Linked DNA regions of Homo sapiens: region 1 is linked to region 2. A link is a contact called in ENCODE Hi-C data. All regions are on one chromosome and are shown on one strand. The core of a region is the stretch at or near the end of the contact, and the rest is flanking DNA. Distances in the headings are between cores, read along the strand shown. Region 1 overlaps LOC105376367 (a long non-coding RNA gene). Region 2 has its middle 32 kb from the start of LINC00703.

What was found. Hi-C counts contacts between places; a loop is a spot of excess contacts on that map. Pooled maps may share reads with other maps.
Region 1: a pooled map shows a loop between it and region 2 (2.1-fold over the local background). The contact joins two enhancer-like sites. A Hi-C loop is called at or near these places in 2 of 168 maps with a recorded cell type or tissue (PC-9 and aorta) and 9 of 50 pooled maps.

Annotation. Positions count from the first base shown.
Region 1 is chr10:3,944,637-3,951,645 of GRCh38, forward strand. It overlaps LOC105376367 (a long non-coding RNA gene), which reads left to right. Exons shown (of 3, transcript XR_930585.3): 2 at 1,508-1,717; 3 at 3,873-4,721. Among named protein-coding and RNA genes, the nearest start is that of LINC02660, 36 kb to the left of the region's middle. Within about 2 kb of position 4,440, at least 3 of the 41 ENCODE cell types and tissues checked have a DNase peak (open chromatin) inside an H3K27ac peak, as active enhancers do.
Region 2 is chr10:4,349,110-4,355,660 of GRCh38, forward strand. No RefSeq gene overlaps it. Among named protein-coding and RNA genes, the nearest start is that of LINC00703, 32 kb to the right of the region's middle. RefSeq lists a silencer at 2,548-2,842 and an enhancer at 3,913-5,112. Within about 2 kb of position 4,947, at least 9 of the 41 ENCODE cell types and tissues checked have a DNase peak (open chromatin) inside an H3K27ac peak, as active enhancers do.

The DNA of each region.
Region 1 (7,009 bases), core at 3,190-5,689, 400 kb before region 2:
TCCAAAAGTGTTGGGATTACAGATGTGAGCCACAGCACCCAGCCTGTTGTTGTTTCTTTCACATTAAAATCAGGAGGTGGGTGACCAACACAGAGTAGGGCAGCCCAGGTACATGTGTTCCTGAGACACCCAGACTCTGCCATCCCTAACTTTTACCCTCATGGCCCAAAGAGGCGCCCAGAGCACCAGCCATCACATCCACGTTCCAAGCAGCAGGATAAGAAGGGACACAAAAATGAAGTGGAAAAGACATGTTTTAAGGGATATTCCTGGAAACCATCAAATGACACTTTCCTTCATGGTTAGCTTCAATATAGAGAATCTATTCTGCCCAGTCATTTGTCAAGATAAACCTGGGGGCTCTATTTCTATGGAACATCAGTAGGAAGGGCAGGGAGGGGAAACCACTCATCTTCTTAGGGAAGATAACAGTGGGTGAGGAGAAAGAATGAGGCTGATGGATTGAGGCATCGGTGAGTTCAAAGATTTGCTCCAGCTGAAGTACAAGATTCCAGGAAGAAGAGATTGTGGTGGACAGGCCTGGGGCCTGCAAAGCTGACATTCTGGTAGCAGCGTTTGGAGTCACAGAAGGGAAGTTATTGGAGGTAAAGAGGCCCATGGGCCCTGGCGGGACTCATGGAGAGCCTGGAAAGAAGTGAGTGTGGGAGGAACATTTTCTCAAAGCGGCCTCTGGTGTTTAGAATGGAAGGAATTTTGGATTCCCCTCTGTCGTCATCCAGCTAAAAATTTTGAAGACTTTTTTTTTTTTTTTTTTGAGATGGAGTCTTGCTCTTGTTGCCCAGGCTGGAGTGCAATGGCACAATCTCGGCTCACCACAACCTCCACCTCCCCGGTTCAAGCGATTCTCCTGCCTCAGTCCCCTGAGTAGCTGGGATTACAGGCATGCACCACCACACCCAGCTAATTTTGTATTTTTAGTAGAGACAGGGGTTCTCCATGTTGATCAGGCTGGTCTCGAACTCCCGACCTCAGGCGATCCGCCCGCCTCGGTCTCTCAAAGTGCTGGGATTACAGGCATGAGCCACCGCGCCCGGCCCACTGAAGACATTTTAATTGTGCATTCATTCACTCAGCAGACATTTATTGAGTTCTAAATATTCTGCTAAGCCTTAAAAATCCGTTAATGAGAGAGCCTTCACCTCTGGTTAACAGACATTGCCAGTTAAACAGACGCTATCAGCCTTGTCCCCCAGCCAGTAGTCAAAGCTGTTGTTAACAACAGTTGCCATCACAACTGATTTTAAAGTTAAACATTCCATCCATTTCTCTAGATATCAAAGGCACACCGTAATAAACTCATCTAGATGCTGCTGTATGGACGGTCACTTTTGCTAACTGATTGAGTTTCGCAGAAGCCCTTGTGTGCTACTGTCACAGCCTTGACTGGCAATTTGTGTGAATACCTGACTCTGAGTCACAGGACGGAACGGATGGATATGTGGTTTTCATCTGACAATTTATTTTTGTGGTGGTTCACTCACTACAGGGCTTTTCAACTGGTGCATAATTTAGGTTAAAGTTTCTGAGCAGCTCTGGACTGCAAAAGGGCCTCCCTTCACTGAGCAGATGTATATGACCCCGTGCTTCTCCGATTCATACCAAACTTCAGAGAAACTCCGGGAAAGGTTCCTTCTGTATTTATGGATGAGAATTATGTGAAGCCTCTACAACCATCGTAGTTCATATCTCCAGAGAGGTAAAGGAATGCTAACAGAACAAGTCACTGAAAAGGGAGACTTGGCCAGTGACAATCAGGCTTCTCAGCTTCCACAGTGGCTGCAAACCAGTTTGAGCAGATTTCTGTTTGGCCCTTTCTCGGTAGGCTCTACCTCATGAACACCAACCTTTGCATCTGGCACGCTCCTTTTTCAAAGGCATGTCATAGCGGTAAAATAATTTAGTTGCAAAGTAGAGTTCTAAAATAGAATACAGTAGAATTTAATAGATTAAGACATTGTGGAATATATTATAATTGAATAGTAGGGATAAAATAGAAAATATCGGAGACTGTGTCTTGCAACATGAGTAAGAGGAGTTTGATGAAATTAGGTGGGAAATCAAAATTCTAGCCAATTGAGGACCAGGGTGGGGTTTAAAGGGAGCAGTCGCTGTCTATACAAATTTCTTATTCCTGTTTTATATAGAAACTGGGAGATTTTCCCCCCTCTCTTCCTTTCTTCTTTTATCTTTTCTTCCTTCATTTCTTTCATTTTTAAACTTTCATTCTTTTTTCTGTTCTTTTTATCCATCCCCCCCCTCCCTTTCCCTCCCTCCTTGCTTTTTTTCTTTCCTTCCTTCCTTTTTCTCTTTTCTTTTTCTTTCTTTCTTTCTTTCTTTCCTTCCTTCCTTATTTCTTTTCTTTCTTTCTTTTCTTCTTTCTTTCCCTCCCTCCCTCTCTCCTTCCTTCCTTTCTTCCTTCCCTAGCTCCCTCCCTCTTTCTTTCTCTTTCTTTCTTTTTCTCTCTCTCTCTCTCTCTCTTCCTCCACCTCTCTCTTTCTCTTTTAATGAGTCACAGAAAAAAAATCTTTTTAATCTTCTTTTTCCTTTTGTGCTGTGATTTTTAACACCCAATTCTAAGAAAGCTCTGTAATCTTTAGGAATTAGGGATACAGCTTCCAGTAAACTTTCTTTCATTTAGTTACAAATAATTCAATTATAAACCTCAAAGTTTCTGGTTTCTCCGTGTTAGACTCTACTACCTTTGCAGACCACTAAGCCTTTGTTTTAAAAGTCATTTTACAGCTATATCCCCTCTCCCAAAAATAAAATAAAAATTTATTTTTACAAGTCTAATAATAAGTGTTTGAATCAAATTCACTGACCTGCAAAGCAAACTAGAATAAGAACTGAATTTAAAATTCAGAGAAAAGAAGCAGTGGTGTATCAGAGAAAAGGATAGAGATACGTTAGAACAAAAGCAGACAGTTCTTGTCCTTATGGAGTTTACAGTCAAGAAGGAAAAGCACACGAAGTGAAGAACTGGAAAGACAAATGTGCTGGTACTGATGGGGGAGGCTGCACATAAATGGGGCAGGGAATGTCGGGGGAAAACTCTCTGACTTTTCCTCTTATGGTTGCGTAAACCTAAAACTTCTCTAAAGCATAAAATCAGCCAGGCATGGTGGCTAATGCCTATAATACCAGCACTTTGGGAGGCCAAGGCGGGCGGATCACTTGAGCCCAGGAGTTCAAGACCAGCCTAAGCAATATGGTGAAACCCTGTCTCTACAAAAAATACAAAAATTAGCCAGGTGTGGTGGCATGAGCCTGTAGCCCCAGTTACTTGGGAGTGTGAGGCAGGATGATCGCTTGAGAGGTGGAGGTGGAAGTTGCAATGAGCTATGATCAGACCACTGTACTCCAGCCTGGGGACAGAGCCAGACACTGTCTTAATAAAATAAAATAAAATAAATAAAAAGAATAAAATCTATTAAAATGAAAACAAACAAAAAATAGCAACAGCAAAAAAAAAAATGTAAAACTATAATCATGAAAGAAACATAGAGAGGAGCCAGAAAGGGGTGTATTTTGGTGACCTGACCTAATTTTTTCTGTGGAAGCTCGGATCTAAATGAAGAGTTAGTGTTGGCCAGGCAAATGGCTCAATGTTCTGGACACAGGCAAGGTCATGCCCAGAGCCCAGCGGTAGGAGAGGATGGGGCTTGGCACGTTGGAGGATGACCAGGGGGCCAGTCCGGTGGGATGTGGAGAGGGTGGAAGGGAGGCTGAGGGAGGTGGCACTAAATTGGGGCTAACAGCGATGGGCGATTATCAGAGATTTTTAAGAAGGTAAATGCTCTAATAACATTGACTTTTTTAAAACAGTTTGCCCCACTGTGTTTTATTTACAGAGGTATAATTTGCAGTGAAGTGCACAAATCAGTGAAATTTTACGTATGCAACCTTTATCACTCACCACCCAAACCAGAGTGGTGTCTTCCCAACACCCCAGGGCCTCTAGTCCTTTTCCAGCGTTGCCTGAAGACACAAACTACTGATGGCTGCATCCACATGACTGACTTCAAACACAGCACGCTGCAGGAGAAAAGCCGGATACGCGCGTGGAAAGTGGGTGGCTCCACCACCCTGCTGTTCAGGTTTTCTTTCTGAAAGTTCTTTTGGCTTTATTATGGAATAGAGGTTACAGAAAGGCAAAAGCTTTGGCCGTAGCGGGTGGGAAGATCTTCCTTACCCTGGAGGAGGAAGTAGGGTCTCCGTAATGTATGTGTGGTACTCAGGGCTCCCGGCAGCCCGAAGCCAGAGTGTGTCCTCACCCTGCCCCGGGTCAGCCCTGTGACCTGGAGGGAGCAACTGAAAAGCTCTGGGCCTCGGATTCCTCATCTGTGAAATGGGGATGCTAACAGTGCTACCTCCTCTGGTTGGTTTGTGGCAGAGGACACATGAGGCAACCTGTGTAAAATGCTTGGAGGGTGGCCAGTGTGGTTACCATGGAGATTGACTGGTACCGTCTTCCACATCCTGTGTTGACTAAGCGCGCACACCAGAATACAGTTCCAAACGATTATCAAACATGAATACAATTCAGAAAATAAACATGCAGCAAAACTTGCCATAAAGATTGCATGAAACTATCACTTTAAGAAAAATACATTAAAAATTACCTTAAATACCGAAAAGTACTTTTGTAAGTAAGGATCAGTCCAATAAATTTAACCTGTATTTGAATCAGTGTAAAACAACTTGGTTTATAATTTTGTCTTCATCGAGTGGGGGTGACTTTTGTAGCTTCTGTCACTGCTGCCTGGAGTATAGAATTAAACACCTTTTTGCAGAAAAAGCCTCCAGCTGTTTTTTTTTTTTTTTTTTTTTTTTTTACTCTCAGATAATATGGGGTGATTTTTAAAAGACCTGAGACACACAAAATGCTACCTTTTGTAATGCTTTAGGAGGAGGTCTTCAGAAAGTATGAACCAAACGCAAAATAAAAGATTTTTTTTTTTAAACGTTATAAGCACTGCACACGGATGAACTCTGCCAGGCTGGTGGGATTCTTTCTGATTAGATGACTGAATTTTATTTTTGGATTTTCCCCTTTTGCTGTATCCTTTTTATTTCTTAAAAAAGGAAAAAGGGTTAGCTGCCTGCTAGTGCACAGTTCTGCCTTTTACAGAGAAATCTGAAATCCAGGCCAGGGAGAAAAAGATGCTTTTATCCCTCCAGTGTTCGCAGCGTGAAGCATTTGGCGTTCACTCTGCAGCCCTCCTGAAACCAGATCTTCAGTGACCCGGGGCTCAGCCTGGGTGGTGCTGAACAGTGACCCGGGGCTCAGCGTGGGTGGTGCTGAACCCTGGCAGTGGTGTTGGTGGGATCTGTTCAGGAGACCGTGCTGTCTTCTACATTTACCTTTCAGTCTGGTCCTGCAGGGTCCTTTTCCGCCTTCGCTTTTTAGCTCTTAGGGGAAGGGTCCCCTGAAGCTTTCACAAATCCCAGCGGGGCTGCTGATTGGGTCTGAAACAAGATCAAGAAATTCAGGTAGCAAGAAAAGATCGGAGAGGCAGCCAGGGAGAGGCAAAAGGTGGACACTTTTCCTTTCATTGACTTTGAAAGTAGCTTTCTGTGCTTATATTTTGAGAATATAAGAACACAATAGGGAGTATAAACTTTTATAAATGAAAGGAATGAAATCACAGGTATTGCAGGTGAGCTATTAAATCTAGATAGGGAGCACCCCAATATCTGACTCTCTCTGAAACCCCAGGGTGATAGGCCCTGTACAGGAGGGGAGTGAGGCTGTTTATTGGAAAATTCCCATTGAGGACATGTGAACACAAAGAAGGGGATGATACCCACTGGGGCCTATTCGAGGGTGGAGGCATGAGGAGGGTGAAGATTGAAAACCTACCTCTCGGATACTATGCTAATTGTGTGGGCAACACGGTTATGTGTACACTAAACCCCCTCGATACACAATGAGCCCATATAACAAACTTGCACAGGTACCCCTTGAACCTAAAATAAAAGTTGGAAAGAAAGAAAAAAGAAAACACCCAGCAGACCATGTGAGGACATCTACAGCACGTGTCGCATGCCCTTCACTTCAGCCTGTGTTGTGTCGTCCCATCCAGGCAGCATGTACATGCTGGGGGGTTGGAGGGGGGTCCTGGGCCCTGCCCACCATCCCTGCAGCAGCTCACCAGGCCCTTGCTGCCAACTGTGTTCCAGTTTGCTGGCTGCACCTTGGAGAGGCCTGCTGGGGTGGCTGGGGTAGGAGGAGGGCGGCCGATGTCCTTCGGGTGAGGTGGGTGCTCTTACCATATCCCAGGGAAGTTTGCTTTTGCTAAAAGGATTTCTTTCTCTTCACCAGCCTTGACTTTTATTGCAAATGCAGCCCCAACATCAACCCTTTAAAAAAATGTCTCTGGGGTAGGTGCGTGCCAAGCCTCAAGAAAGGAAGTGGTGTTTGCCTGGCCCCCAAATGGGAGGTGAGGGGTGCAGCAGTGAAGGTGCCGCGAAAACCCTCCTCCACCACCGAGTTCAAAGGATTAGTTTGGAGATGGCCACCTCTGATGCCCTAGTCACGCTATGAATTATTATCCTATCTCATTTTAAAAAAAAAATTAAATGTATTAAGCATTATACGTAGTTCAGGTACAATGCTACACACTCAATATACTAACTTTGAATAAGTCTCATTCCTGACGCAGCTCACATTTCAGTAAAGTAGAAACATAAGTAAGCAGAGATTTATAATGAATTGTGATAGATGCTAATACATTCATGAAACAATACAGCCACCAAGCAGGACTTAAACATCTATTGTTTTTTTATGTGAGAGGAGTTCCAAGCACTAAGACTAATTGTATTATTAACTTCAACTAATAGTACCCGGTGAACACATTCAATGTCTCCTCCAGTATCTTGTGTTCTTAAATGGAATATTCTTAGCTTTTAGAGTATGTGGTTTAAAATCCTGGGTCAACCACCTACTAGTTTTTAAAACTTAGCCAAGTTACTTGAACTCTGTGCC
Region 2 (6,551 bases), core at 3,697-6,196:
ACAAGGTTGTGCAATCATCACCACAATCAATTTAATAATATTATTATCACTTAAAAAAAAACCCAGTACCTTTTAGCAGTTACGCTCCCATTTTTCTCTAATCCCAGCAGCCCTAGGCAACCGCTAATCTACTTGCTGACTCCAATAGTTTTGCCTGCTCTGGACATTTCATATAAATGGAATCATATAACGTGGTCTTTTGTGTTTGACTTCCTTTACTTAGTATAATATTTTAGAGAGTCGTCCATGTTGTAGCATGTATTCGTTTTTTGTTCCTTTATATGGTTGAATAATATTTCATTATATCAACGTATCACATTTTATGTATCCATTCATTAGTGGATACACATTTGGCTTGTTCATATCTTTTGGCTATTATTAACAATGCTGCTAAGAACATTTTTGCATGAGTTTTTGTGTAGACAAGTGTTTTCATTTATCTTGGCTACATACCTGGGAGTGAAATTGCTGGGTCATATGGTACCGCTTTATTTAATTTTTTGAGAAACTGCTGGACTGTTTTCCGAAGTTACTGCACCATTTCACATTCCCAACAGCAGTATATGAGGATACCAATTGCTCCACATCTTCACCAACACTTGTTATTATCTAATTACTTCTGTTTTCTTGCACAAGAATGTGAATGTACTTAACACTGTGCACTTAAAAATGTTCGAATTTATGTTATGTATATGGAATTTTCTTGTTTTTTAATTTTTTTAAATTTCAATAGGTTTTTAGGGAGCAGGGGGTGTTTGGTTACATGAATACGTTCTTTAGTGGTGATTTCTGAGATTTTAGCACTCCCGTCACCTGAGCAGTGTACTGTGTACCCAATGTGTAGTCTTTTATTCCTCACCCCCCTCCCACCCTTTCCCGTCAGTCCCCAAAGTCCAATATATCATTCTTATGCCTTTGTTTCCTCATAGCTTAATGCCCACTTAAGAGTGAGAATATACGATGTTTGGTTTCCTATTCCTGAGTTACTTCACTTAGAATAATGGTCTCCAATCCTACCCAGGTTGCTGTGAATGCTATTACTTTGTTTCTTTTTACGGCTGAGTAGTATTCCATGGTATAAATATATACCACCTTTTCTTTTTTCCCTTGTTGATTGATGGGCATTATCCTGTAATATATTTTAACAGACATAATCCCTAAGTTTTTATCACTTTTCCCAAACTTCTAGTGATTTATGATTACTCACTTTAATAATTCCCAAAGAGAGAGCTTGTGATTAAAAAATCAAATACTGGATTACAAATTGTGGTTGAAAGAATATTTAGGTACAAATTTAGGACTTGAAAATTGTTTTAGTTTTGTCATTAGCTAAGTTGCATGGTCTTCGAAGACGAATTTCGCTTTTCTAGACTTTGTTTTTATCTGCAAAGGAAGGTTTGAAACAGGTGAACTTCAATTATTCATTTAGTTGTAAATATTCATGATATGTGATTGCTCAAGACTGCAATCAACTGTGAGAGGTGGTAACTCCCAGGGCTTTAGCTAGGGTATATCACAGATACTTCCCTGATTTCTAGTGCCAGACACCAGGTAACTACTCACTCATTTTCCATTCACTCCGGAAAAATGGCAGAACCATATTTCTTAGGGTTTCTTGCAGTTAAATGGTAATGTGACATATATCTACCCTATAAAATGAGAACTGAAGTGGCACTCGCCATTTTCAGGCATAAAACTCTGTCATGTACAATTCCCAATGCTATCTTCTTCTTCACCACCTTCATGCACAGGAGCATGGCAGCCTTGGAAGTGTTGAAGCTGGTGGAACCATAGGATGTAAGGACCCAGGTCTCTGAGTCACTTCCTTAAAAAGAGCCATCCATTGACTAGGAACACCAATTTCTGCACATTCTTTGAACGATAAATAGACCTCCATCACCTTGGAATGAGAAACAGACCTCATTTTTTTTCCGAGCCATTGTATAGTTGAATGGATGCTTGTCATAGCAACTGACATTACCCTGGCTATTGGATTCTACTTCCAAAAAACTGCATGGATTAGGCTTGACTCAATTAAAATGACTTCAAGTCAGTCAGCCAGATAACAAGATATATGGAAATCTACATATTTCACTCACACAATGCTAAATAACTTGTTTGGCAATTTTATCCTTGTTGGAGTTAATGGTTGAACCTGAAAATGGTTGATTTTCTTATTAGTTCCTGGTTTGGTTTCTCTATCTTAATCTTGTGTTTTGAGGCTGTCATGTAACTACCACATAAATTATCTCTGAACATACGTTTTTGTATCAGTTTGTTTTATTAACATATCCCCTTAGTTCACTATTCAGAAAGCTGTCCCTTGGCCTGTGTCTTAGAGACAGCCTGAGATTTGATTTGCATCCTTGCATTTTAGTGCCTTTGCACAGTCAGAGAAGAAATAAAATCAATTCAAGCTTTGGAGGTACAGAACATGCTACCCCAAAATATGCCACTTTGGCATAAGGATTCTTTTGGGCTAAAGACAATTGAGAATATGCTAATACAAGAAAATCTTTCAAACCCTTCCCATATGCCTAAGGCAGGGCATCATTTGTAAAGGTGTCTCCCTTTCTCTCTACCCAGAAGGACAGGAGTTAATCACCGAAAAAACTCTAGCCCCTTATCATCCTGTAGGGTCCACAGAAGTTGACCTAACAAACCTCACTCACTAGCCCTTGCCTTGTAGCCTCATATGTTTACTATCTCCCAGTTTGCTGCTCTGGAAACTAAATGTCCGTTTTCTTTCTCTTGCCATCACTGTAATAATTAATTGTTCTTTTGTTAAGATGCTATAGAAGCCCAAGTTCAAACCACCCAGTAGAGTGACTCATCACTGGGTTTTCTTATGTGTATGTAGGATGTGAGTGTTAGTAAACTCCTGATTGTTTTTGTCTTGTTAATCTATGTTTTATCAGTCTAGTTTGCAGGGTCTCAATCAGTGAACTTAAGATTGGCGTAAGAAAAATACATTTTTTCCTCTGCTACAATGTCTTCGGGAGGAGGCACATTATTCTGCCTACCACATACAGCTACCCTATAAGGCTGAGTGGTTGTTTCTAATTCATGTAGTCATCAATTTATCCACACAATAAATATTCACTAAGCACATGCTCTCTTTCAGGCACTGTGCAGACTCTGGGCTTAGAGAGCTGAGCAAGACAGTGGAGTCCCTCTGGAGACCCAGAGACAAGAGGAAAGCAAAGACCAGCTATGAAAGCACATCCAAAGGCCTGAGCATTCCCAGGGATGATCTGCAGAGGACCTGGACATGGTTGATGCAAATCTTGGTGGACACTATAGGATGTGTTAGGTTCAGGCCCACAGGACAGGATCAGAGTTCACAGCACAAAGACCCTGTTCTCTGCCAGGGTCTGAGCACTTTCAGGGAACACTTCCCAGAGTTTTCCACTCACAGAGCCTGGTGAGTAGCTTTGCTAAACATCAAGAAATCATCCTGGGGATTGAATTAAAAGGTTGGCAAGCCGAGAAGTCTTGGGATCCTCTGGACTAGGATACCCCTTTCAAGAGGGGAGATAAGTTATCAGGCTTTCAGGCTCTTGATAAATGTCTTACAGATGGGTGATTATGAAATGGCTGTGTTGTCACTTTACAGACCTGCGTTCCTGCCGAATGCACACAGACTTGGATCCTCTGAAAGTCTGTTGAGGTTAGCACTACCTCCCGCGTAGATGCTCTTTAACACAGTGTGACTATTGCAGGTCTTGCAGGTCGGCTGCCTCTGGGGAGGGGTAAAATGTGCTTCGTGCCAATCACTAAGTGGTGTTCAGGAGGAAAAGAGCTGGAGGAAAAGCAGAGGAAAGGACAAGTTATGATGGAGAAGCATTTTTCTTGGCAACAGCCCTTCCTTCCTCAGTGTGGCTGGTGCCTCCTCACCTTCTCACCTCCTCACCTTTCACAAAAGATTCTCAGCTCCCTTCTTCCTCTTATCTTTTCTTTTTTTCCCGCCGGCTGTTTAGAGTGAGAAAAATATCTGGAAGAGACAATGCTTTGATAAGAAATGATTAAATTCCACTGTGATTGGGGGCATCACGACCACTGCCGAGTTCCATATCTCAGAACACAATAGCCCAGCAGGGACATCCGCGTGGACTGCGTTGCCTCTGCCCAGCCATGGAGCAAAGGTCTCTCATTTCTCCTCTCACTTCAGACCTGCTGCAGCGCTCACACTGTCCTCCTATAATAATGCCAGAGAGAAAGAAAAGCCCTTCGACTCATGTCCCTGGCTAGGGCTGAGATTTCTAGGAGGAGGTAGGGAGGATCGGGGAAAGATATGAATTCTCTTTAGATAAGTGGCTGATTGAAAAATGTAAAAGGATGCTTCTCGGGTCTGGTACTTATGATATCACCAGCATCCATCTGTGTTTGTTAAGCATCTCTCCAACCACTGGGATGTTTGCAGGTTTATGTCATACTCTTCCAGGAAAATATTTAATACATGGACAAATTAGGAGCCAGTGTTAGAAACAAAAATAGATAAACTGTTAAATAAGGGTTGTGGTTCTCTCAGAAGGTGCTAGTAGGAGACTCTGCTTTTAATGTCTACTTCTATAAACAGATCCTAGTTGCTTTGCTGCTATACAAAAAGCAAACCTTTTATAATCCTGTTTTCAGTTTTTTCAATATTAGTATTCACTATGAAGTCTCATTTACTTTATCATTTACAGAGTGACACTTAATCACAAAATCTAGTCAGAGATTTCAAAGAAAACACGGGGAAAAACCCATCAATATGCTGATATATTAATGGTTTACTAGCTAGTTACTATAAATAAAACTCCAACATACGCTACCAACTATCCCTTTCTCTCACCTCTTGTTCCTCCTTCTTCTTCTTGATTTTCATTTTTGTTCCTGAATAGGCAAGGTTACACACAATTTATTTAAAGGACATTTACTCTCAACCTAACGTCTTCACTACCACCAGCCTGTAAAACACTGGCACCTGGACAACATAATATTTTCATTGCTGAGTCATTTCCTCTGGTAAATTTTATCTAAAAGGATAGAAAACAGCATAAACACCATAACTGGTAAAGGTGTAATTTCCAGATTCTGTGGACAATGTGAATCTACTTTGTTTACATTTTCTAATCAAAACAACCTGTAACCTCCAACAAAAGCATTGTGTTTAACAGGAGTTCTCAAATTCTTTAGGAGAAAGTACAGTGCAAACAAAGGGAATCTGGATTCTTTTAAATACAAAGCTGTCCATCACAGGGAAAGGTGCTTGAACCTGGAAAGTATATTTCAAATATAACACGAGTGACTGATTTAGAACTGAAAATGCATTTTCTGTGATTAGAATGGATGTATTATTTGAAGTATAAGCCCAGCTCTTGTGGACGAAACATAGCAGCACAGAACACAACCTGCCTGGGGACTGAGTCAGCTTTGCCGGGAGCATAAAACATTTAATGGCCCATAAAACTGACCTCAGCTTTTCTTTCTTTCACCAGAAATACAGGTGGAAATGAGCAGCTCTATGTTATGACAAATCAGTCGACGAGTATCTATTCTCCACCTCCTTGGTGTCTGGCGCTGTGTGAGGCACAGGCAGCGTAAGGGTGAATAAGGTACAAAGAACCCTGCTGTCACTGAGCTGTTAGCTGAGAAGGTAGAGAGGACATGAAGCCAATCATTACAAGGCATCCCAAAAGATAAATGAACAAGTGGCATGGAGTTGTGGCCACGCTTGTGGAGTATGAGCTCAGGCTATTCCCCTTCAAATACTGATTCAAGACGACAGGAGATGATCTTGAGCAGGATGCAGAAGTTTCTGAGCCTGAATTTCCCTAATTGTAAAATGGGAGAATTTCTAGTAGCTCCCTGAAAGCACTGAATGAGAAGTAAATGTATTAATACTTGTAAATTGTGCCCACAGTATGCCAGGCAGCTGATAGAATTCATATGCCTTAGTAAAGGTGATTTTTACAATATTTGTTCCTGTTTTGTACGCTTTACATTTAAGTCCCTGTTATGAATTGTACACTATCCAAGCAAAATGCATTTTTAAATTCTCACCAACATGCATACTTTCTCTGTCTAATGAAGTAATTTGTAAGATAATAGCGCTGTCTTTGTGTCCTATTACATTCTTATTCCAACTCTTTCATGATACAGGATGGAAAACAAAATAAAATGAAATCGTTTATTACCTCCACTTTCCAAGCAAGAACTGAACGTCAGGAAGAGCCCATCTCTTGGGTTACAATCCAACCCTTTTCTCAAGATGTTTTTCAGGGAACCCAAATTAAAACAGCAACTTTTTTCTCTTTTTTGTTAATGATTCATATTACACATTTATTCAAGGAACAAGAAGCAAAAATTCAAGGAATACCAGGTGGCATTCTATTTAAGTGAGTCAGCAATTATAACTAATATTTATTGGGAGTTTACTCAACGTCATTCACAATTCTTAAGAACCTTAAATGATTCCTTCTCTGATAAGGGCTACAAAGAAGTCAGATTCTGTATGTGTGTTGTGGCTTCTGACTATCTCAGTTCAGCTCTCAGTACATTCATCTGGG